Linked DNA regions of Homo sapiens: region 1 is linked to region 2. A link is an interaction called in ENCODE POLR2A ChIA-PET data of the cell type or tissue named here. Cell type or tissue: A673. All regions are shown on one strand. Each heading gives the region's core, and the rest is flanking DNA. Links, peaks and the distances in the headings are about the cores only.

Evidence for each region. Peaks named below come from ENCODE experiments on the same cell type or tissue, not always from the same donor. Only the 100,000 strongest peaks of a DNase experiment are listed, where the experiment ranks them.
Region 1: POLR2A ChIA-PET joins it to region 2 with 7 read pairs; 1 of 35 experiments calls an interaction of 5 or more read pairs at or near these places.

Annotation. Positions count from the first base shown.
Region 1 is chr6:109,347,674-109,352,063 of GRCh38, reverse strand. It overlaps the pseudogene CCDC162P. Among named protein-coding and RNA genes, the nearest start is that of CD164, 33 kb to the left of the region's middle. In A673, for the core only: no CTCF peak of the experiment used is centred there; a DNase peak (open chromatin) is centred at 2,373.
Region 2 is chr6:108,712,179-108,716,568 of GRCh38, reverse strand. No RefSeq gene overlaps it. Among named protein-coding and RNA genes, the nearest start is that of LINC00222, 37 kb to the left of the region's middle. In A673, for the core only: no CTCF peak of the experiment used is centred there; a DNase peak (open chromatin) is centred at 2,328.

The DNA.
Region 1 (4,390 bases), core at 115-4,114, 640 kb before region 2:
AACAACTTCAGTGTTTAGAGGTTGGATACAGTAGGAGGAACTAGAAAAGGAGGAGATAGAAAAAGCAGCCAGAGGAAGAGGAAAACCACAAGGAGCAGTGCCAGGAGAATAATTAGGAGAAGGGTGTGGTCAGCTGTTTCAAATGCTGCTGAGACATGAAATCAGTGAGAACTCAGTGTCCTTTGGACTTGGAGACAGAAGTGAAGGTGATCTTGGCAAGAGCAACTGCAATGAAATGGTGGTAAGAAAAATCAGATTGCTGGTGGTGGTGCAGAGACCTATTCTTGGCCCCCAATTGCAAATCTCTCCTCTCTTCTTAGAAATAGACCTCACATTTTTTGTTCACGGCATCCTAGAATAAAAACTACATTTCACAGTCTCCTTTGTGTGGTCTTGGGGCTAAGTGCTGGCCAATGGAATGTACGCAGAAGTGTCACAAGTGACTTCCAGGAAGCATTCTTCAAGCTTCAAGGGAGGGGTGGGCCCTTTTTGTTGCCTTCCTCCTTCCTATTGGCCAGAAAGCGTAAGCATCATATTGGACCATGAGGTAGTGAGGAACATTTGGAAGCCACAAGTTGAGAATGGCAAAACCTGAGAGAAATTAAGTGAGGTGAATCACGAAAGTGAGTATAGGCAGCTCTTTTAAGAAGTCTGACTGGGAAGAGAAAGACCAGCAGCAGGGGAAGGAATATGTTGTCAAGGCAGTGGGGGCGGGGGGAGCTATTTTACAGTGGATTTTATGATCCTGGCACATACATGATCAATAAGTAATTGTTGGTTGCAAGATTAGAGGGATGCATGGATGGGAAATCCAAGTATGTAGAAAAGAAGCAGCTAGTTCAAGGCCCCTGAGAAGGTAGCAGCAGATGGGCCCTTTACATAGGGATTGCCCTGGGGAAGAAAAGGGACATCCTTTCCATGTTCACAGGAGGGAAGGAGAAGCAGCAGAGTACAGATGTAGGTAGGCTGGGAGACAGGGAGAAGATGGCATTCCTGTCTGAGGGTTTCTAATTTCTCTGTGAAGTGGGAGATGAAAGGATGAGGTGTTGGGGGGAGCGTATGAAGATCTGAGGAGACAAGGCAGATTTAAAACAGTTGCTGCAGAGAGGAGGAGACAGCGAGCTGACCCAACCCTCAGCTCCAGTGGAGAAGCAGGTAAGCTGGGCCTAAGCCAACCAGACATCTTAGTCTGTGGCTCCACTAATTTGTTCAAAATTGGCAACATGACCCAAGTCAGTCCAGGCAGAGCCCAATTCTTTTTGACTGTCCCATCTCCATACCCTGCTCCTGCCATGCTGAGCATGAACAGAGACGGAAGCTACGGAGGTGGCTGCCATCTTGCTTCCAAAGAGCCTTGCTTCCTTTCTGCTCCCAGCCTCCTCAGAGCCAGAGATGGAGAGAGTGAAAGCAGTCCTCATGAACTAGGTCAAACCTTGATGAAGCTACCTTTAGCCAGGCCTCCTCTCAACATTTTACAGTTTTATGAGCCAAGTGATTTCATTTTTTCTTAAGCATGTCTAAAATAATTGATTTAGAAAAAAATCTTCATTTCTCAGGAGTTGCAAAATCCTAGGGGAATCACGTTAATGGCAAGGAAAGAGAGCTCGCCCTTTGAGTGCACCTATGCTTCCAACATGGGAGGCAGGAATGCTGCCATGGCTGCTGCTGCAGAAGACCCCTGGGTCACTTTGAGACTCCAGTTGGGCAACAGCGGAGGAAGGAGGAGTGGGAATATGGCTGACTTTTACTGCTTAGCATTAACAGTATGGTGATAGCTGACTGTGCCCTCAAACCCCTCCTCTCCCTGCACAGGGAAACAGAAGAGGGCTGAGGCCCGGGAGTAACGTCTACCTCTACTTCCTGGGAAAGAAGTTTGCTTCCCACTCCTGCTCCCACCCCAATCCTGGGAATTAGGGTCTCCCCCACCTGCCTCGTGCCTCATTCTGGTTCTCCTTCACAATAGGCAGGTGTTGGAGGATGTGGATGGCAGTTCACTAGGACGCATTATCCCAGGAAGGGATTAGAAAGATGCTTGGCTAAGCTGCAGGCAGAGGTGAAAGGGAGAGAAGGAAAAAATCCCCTGGCACATGGAGAAGACAGTGTAAGGTACCGAACTGCATAGGGTCAGGTGCCAAAGTAGGGCCCTTGTGTGCTCTTGATGCCCTTTATGTTGGGGCTGGGGCAGCAGCAATAACCAGTAGCTGGGGCAGGGGACACCAGCTCCCAATGTCAGGTCCAGGCAGCAACCCAGAAGCAGGAAGGAGGGCCCTGTGAGCTTTACTGCCAAGTCCAGCTCTGCTCTTAGTAAACCCAAAGTAATTTCATCTGTGACTCTGTGCTCCTGAAAGGCTGTTTGCTCAGCTCATTCACGCTGGAAGGTAGCCAAAAGGAAACACAGATAAAGGGCTAAACACATGTATGCAAGTATAGTAACCAACACTTGCACAATTACTAAGTGCCACTATACTAAGGTGTCAAGACAGGAATTATTTCATTTAATCTCAGAGCAAGCCTTTGAGGTGAGTATTCCCATTTTACGGAGAGGCTAATTAAGGTCTGTCTAAGGTCATGTGGCTAGCAGTGACAGAGCCAGAGCCTGAATTCTGGCTGTTTCACTCCAAAGCCCATATACTCAACTATCAGGCTATGTACAGAACAGGAAAGAAGAGACATGGCCAATCATAACAACAGGCCAATCATGGTTAGTGATATTTGGTGATATTTCTAATAGATCTAGAAGAGAACTTAGAATGTATTTAGTCCTCATCTTATAGAGGAGGAAGCTGGTTTAGAGACATCCTGGGGTCTGGTCTCAGCTCCATGCTGCCTGCACTGCTCAGAGAGCTATTTTGATTATTTTCAAGGACACCCCAAACCCCCAAGCATTAAGATGTCTCAAAATCCAATGAACTGGTTCTGGGACCAGTTTTTTTTTTTTTTTTTTTGTGTGTGTGTGTGTGTGTGTGTGTGTGTGTGTGTGTGTGTGACAGAGTCTCGCTCTGTCATCAGGCTGGAGTGCAATGGCACCATCTCAGCTCACTGCAACCTCCAACTCCCAGGTTCAAGCAATTCTCCTGCCTCAGCCTCCTGAGTAGCTGGAATTACAGGTGTGTGTCACCACACCCAGCTAATTTTTGTATCTTTAGTAGAGACGGGGTTTCACCATATTGGCCAGGATAGTCCCAATCTCCTGACCTCGTGATCCGCCCACCTCGGCCTCCCAAAGTGCTGGGATTACAGGCGTGAGCCACCGTGTCCAGCCAAGACCAGTTTTTTATGACTGAAACCTTTTAGTGTTGGATGTCAGTACTCCAAGGTACTAAAGTAGGAAGTTTTGACTGTAAATCAGAATTAAGGTTTATCCGTTTATGTGTCATTCAACAAACATTGTGGAGGACCCACTCAATAACCACTGGATAGTTACTGATTCGGTCCCCCCTGAGTCTCTGAGACCCTCCTCAGTTCAGACCCCAGAGACTGGGAGGGTTTTCTAGCCAGAGCAGGGGTTATCCTTACCGCCTGACGAGCCCATGGGGACAGCTGACCGCTGGGCATCGTGAAGCTGACCCTGCAGCTCCTCTGCACGCTGGAGAGCATCCAGCTTCACACTGCGCTCCTGGGCAAGCCGGCTTCTCATCTGAGGGGAAAATGAGAAGCAGAGATTCTTTGTGCTCACTTTCATTTCCTCAGTTCACAGGGGGTTCCTAGGGAGAATGGGTGTCCCAGGCTACCCTGCAAAGAGAACTGGCTCTTAAAGTCCTGATTAGGCTGAACTCAGCCTTCTGAGAATCAAGAACTTCAGGAAGACCAAGAACTTAACCAAAAAGGAACAGTCCGTGGAATCCCTTATACCTTATAATAGCTAGGAACTTATTCACAAGGTTATATCTTTCATGTTTATTTCATCAGATAAGTAGAGGAAGAGGGGAGGGAGGGCCCAGTGCACACAGGGCCTTGGAGGCCTAGCCACTGCATCTACAGTGAGGACCTGTCAGAGCCCCTGGACAGTTTCAAACAGAGGAAAGACTTATCTATCTCCTAAATCTCTGCTCTCAGCTCAGCATCTGCCGGGAATGCCCTGTTCTGACAAGCCCATCTCCAGAAGCAACCTTTGTATTGACTTATATGGCTCTCCCCGTGCACGGCTAGCCCACACTCCCCAGCCAGGCAGTGCCCAGGTCCAAAGTGTATCTCATCTGCACAGATGACAGGTGGTTTTGCTTTTTCAATTTATAATCTCCTAATTGTTTTTACTTGTAGAAAAGTAATATATACTATAGTGGTTTGAAGAGTACCCCCCAAATTTCATGTCTACCTGGAACCTCAGAATGTGACCTTATTTGGAAATAGGGTCTTCGTAGATGGACTTGTTAGGATGAGGTCATACTGG
Region 2 (4,390 bases), core at 208-4,207:
CTCACCACACACAAAAACAGTAAGTTGGTAAAGTGATTGATATATTAATTAGCTTGATTTAATCTTTCTACGATGTATACATATATCAAAACATCACATTGTACCCTATAAATATATACAATTATTACTTGTAAAATTAAAAATAAATAAAATTTTTATAAAGTTGAGTTGGGCCCTGAGAGGATGAGGCTCAGGCAGAGAAGAAAGACAGACGGCTGAGAACCACAGATGCTCAGGGATCAGGGATGTGTGGGAATCTGGAAAAGCACCTTTGAGAAGCTGAGTCCCGAGGTTCTGAATCTGGTGTCTGCAGCCTCTGAAGGGAACTCCTTTAGGCTTTGAGGGATGACACACTCTCTGATTTTTTTTTAAGCTAACATTTATTGAATATGGCCAACTTTGTTCTAAACATATTTCAAGTATTATCACATTTGATCTTTTTATGAAGTGGGTAGTACATTTATCTCAATTTCACAGATAAGGGAACAGTCAAGGAGGTTACAAAACATGCCCAAGGCCACTCAGCTAGTGCGCGGCTCAGCCAGTGTCAGATGCGTGAGCCTGTGTCTCAGGCCAGGCTGTTACTCACCACTTTATCCTGCCTCCCACTCTGTGACAATTGTTTGTGTGTGTAGTTGTGTGTCCAGGGCTCCATCCTGTTCTGGAAGAAGTCCCTGAGCCTTAGACGGTGAGGGAACACAGGACATTCTCCCAGATGTTTGAAGACAGCTCTCGTATCCCCACCTAAGCCTTCTTTTTTCCTGTTCCTCTTGTGATAGAGCGCCTAAATCCTTTAGCACCCAGCTTGCCCTGGCGTGGGATCACTCTGCCCTGCATCATTTGAAGTATAAGACCCAGAACTAAAACCCACATCCAAGTTGTCTGACCTACCCCATGCAAGCAGAATTAGGAAATCATTTCTGCCCATTGTTCCAATGCAAACACAGCAAAAGATAGAATCAGCTTTGGGGCAGCGAAACCCATTCCACAGACATGTGTTGAACCTCCACGTGAATGAGACAGCCCCTGCCCTCAAGCAGCACACAACCCTGTCAAGGAGGGCGATTGGTCATTTTAACAAAACGTGGTGAGTGCCACAAAGGAGCACAGACAAGTGTTCTGTGGCATCTCCAGAAGCTCAGGGGTGCAGCAGAGCTGGATTGTAAAGAGTGAATAGGAATCCTGAGGCAGGCAGACCGCTTGAGCCCAGGAATTCAAGACCAGCCTGGGCAACATGGCAAAACCCTGTCTCTTCAAAAAATAAAAAAATTAGCCGGGTGTGGTCGCACAAGCCTCTGGTTTCGACTACTCTGGAGGCTGAGGTGGGAGGATCACTTGAGCCTGGAAGTTTGAGGCCACAGTGAACCATGATCACGGCATTGCACTGCAGCCTGGGGGACAGGGATTCTGACTCAGAAAGAAAGAAAGTGTGAATAGGACCTCAGCTGGCGAGCTACAGGAGAAAGAGATGAGACCATGTGCAGAGGTGCAAAGGTGTTCAAGGACATGGCAAGTCTGCAGCCTGACACAGGATTGGTAGCCAGCTCACATCTGGAGGACCCCCTGCTGGACACTAAGGAGGGATCTGGCATCCTGAAGGCAAAGGGGAAACATGAGCTGCTTAACGTGGCTTGGTTCCTATGAACTCATATTGAGCATTTAGTCAGCTAAAATCTTTCAGCTGTGTCACGGGTTTGTTAAACCAAAGTCCAGAACTTTCCATTTATTCCACTTAAATTTCTGGATCCTATTTCTGGCATCCAAGCTGTTAATAATCCCCCCCACCACCCCCACCCCCGGCAAGCTGTGTCATCTGCCCTTTAAGTTATTGATTAAAAATGTCCAAAACACAGGGCTCAGAGCTGAGCCTTGTTGCCTACCACTAGAGACTTCCTCCGAGTTACTCTCTATCTGCATGTCTCAGGTTTATGCTTTCAATGGGTTGTGAGTTCTACTTAAAAGCACCTCTAGCTCACAATTAACCAATTTTGTCTACAAGGAAGTCACAAGAGACCTTATCAGCTGTCTTGCTGAAATCCAGATGTACCACATCCTCAACGTCTCCCTGATCTACCCGCCCTGCCACACCATTAGAAGAAGAAATGAGGTGACACTGACATGACTTGTTTCCAGCAGTCCCATGAAGCTCTTCGAAGATCTGTGCTCCTATTTGTAAGGGGCACAAACCGTTTAACAGCATGCACTACAATTTTATTGGGGCTCCCCTTCCCACTTATTGGTTTGTAGTTTGCAGTATCTAAAGTGTTCTCCCTTTTAAAAACTGGGACTTTTGCCCACTCCATCCTTGGGGACTGTCTCACATTTGTTATGGTTTGTGAAAGATTAACAATAGCTGTTGAGCAATCTCGACATGCTGCAGCTGAGGCTGAGCAGTCACTGGTCAGGGTGAGGAGACCTGGACTCCCTTCAAACTCTGTCATGTTTGTTGGGCGCTTTCTCACCAATCTTGGACCCCAATTCCAACTCAGTAGGGTTATTTTTCCCTTCCCAGACTGGACATCATTCTTGAAAGAGAAAAGGGAAACATGAGTTTGGCATTTGGTCATAGTCTCTTTAGTGTTTTGTCTTGTACGCTAAAGAGTTTGAACTTGATCTGGTGAGTAGAGAAGTCAATGAAGATTTTTTTGAAAAAGGAAGTGATGTGATCGTATTTTAGGTGGAGAGGATTAAGGTTTTGACTGGTTCACATCATTACTACATTGCTGTTTATCAACATCTAACACTCGCAATTACCTCTAAGCAGGAGAAGCAGTGCAAGATAGACTAGCTCAGGTTGATCATTTTATCAACCTGAAAGGGGAAGCAGCTACGTGTAGGATTTGGAGTCTGAGAGACCTGGTTTTAGATACCAGTTCAATTGCTCAAAGGCAGGAGAGCTTAAACAAGCACCTTACCACCTCTGAGCCTCAGTTTCCACATTGAAAAAAATGGGAATCATAATTGTATGACAGGGTGGTTGTGAGGCTGGAAACAATGAATGTAATGGGCCTAGTACCACAGACAAAGTGCTCAATAAATGCTCCTTTGTCCAAATCCTTCATCTTTAGGTGTTGTGATTACACAGCAATCACGGTGCAGGATTCCCCAGCACCCCTAGACTGGGGACTTATTCCTGAAGCAGCCTGAAGAGAGTGGGGCCCTGATTAGACAGATGTGGGCTCTCAGCTGTCTGCAGCAGGCCCATCAAGGCCCCACTCCTGAGTGACCTGCAGGGGAGGCTGGCACTGAATTCCTAGAGTCCCAATCTCTCATCCCACCCTAATTAGCTCCACCTGGGTGTGTGTTCTCTCAGGAACTGCAGGGTTAATAGCTGGAAGAACCAGTTTTAAAATGCACCCTAAGGAGTTGGTCTGGAGCCTGGATGGGAGGCACCAGCCCCAGAAATGGAATGTGTCCCAGGGCCCCAGCCCAGGGCACCTGTAACTTCCTGCAGATGTGGCTGGTCACCTCCCACACACTTGAGCACCTCCTCCCATCCAGCTGTGGGCGTGCAGAGAAGGAAAATGCAGCATGCATAGGGGAGCGTGGTTAGGGAGGCACTGGCCATCCCATCATCCTACTGTCATCCCACCTGCTCTTAGGTTAGCCTTCCATGGCTGAGCAAAATGCCCTCTGGCCAGAGAAAGGCCAGTTCAGGCTGTCAGCTTCTCCTGGCCAGAAGAAGCCACGTTTTCACTGAACACATTGCCACCCAGATGCCCAGTTTTTTTTGGGGGGGGGGGGACAGGGTCTTGCCCTGTTGTCCAGGCTAGAGTGCAGTGGTACAACCATGGCTCACTGCAGCCCCCATCTCCTGAACTCAAGCAATCCTCCTGCCTCAGCTTCCCAAGTAGCTAGGACTACAGATGTGCATCACCACACCCAGCTAATTTTTGTATTTTTAGTAGAGATGGAGTTTCACCATTGGCCAGGCTGGTCTTGAACTCCTGACCTGCCCGCCTCAGCCTCCCAAAGTGTTGGGATTACAGGTGTGAGCCACTATGCCCGGCCTGATTCCCATTTCTTAAATGTGACATGAATTCTCCCACACATACATGCTTCAATCCTATCAAGAATCCCTGAACTCCCTAAACACAAACATAGCATGGGGCAAAATGCCAAGGGCTTTCATAGGATGGCTCTGTGCCTATGGTGTGGGTACTATTACTACCCCTCCCTCCCCCATTTTACAGATGAGGAGGCTGAGGCACTTGAGAAATCAGGTACTTCACCTGAGGCCACATAGCTAAGTCAGTGGCACAGACGGGATTTGAACTCTTGTAAGCTTGCTCTGCACTATGTTCTAGTTCCTCTCTTGTGATAGAAAGTCAGGGACTTGGAGACCTGGCGGAGATAACTGCCAACCACTGAGCCTCAATTCACTTTCTCT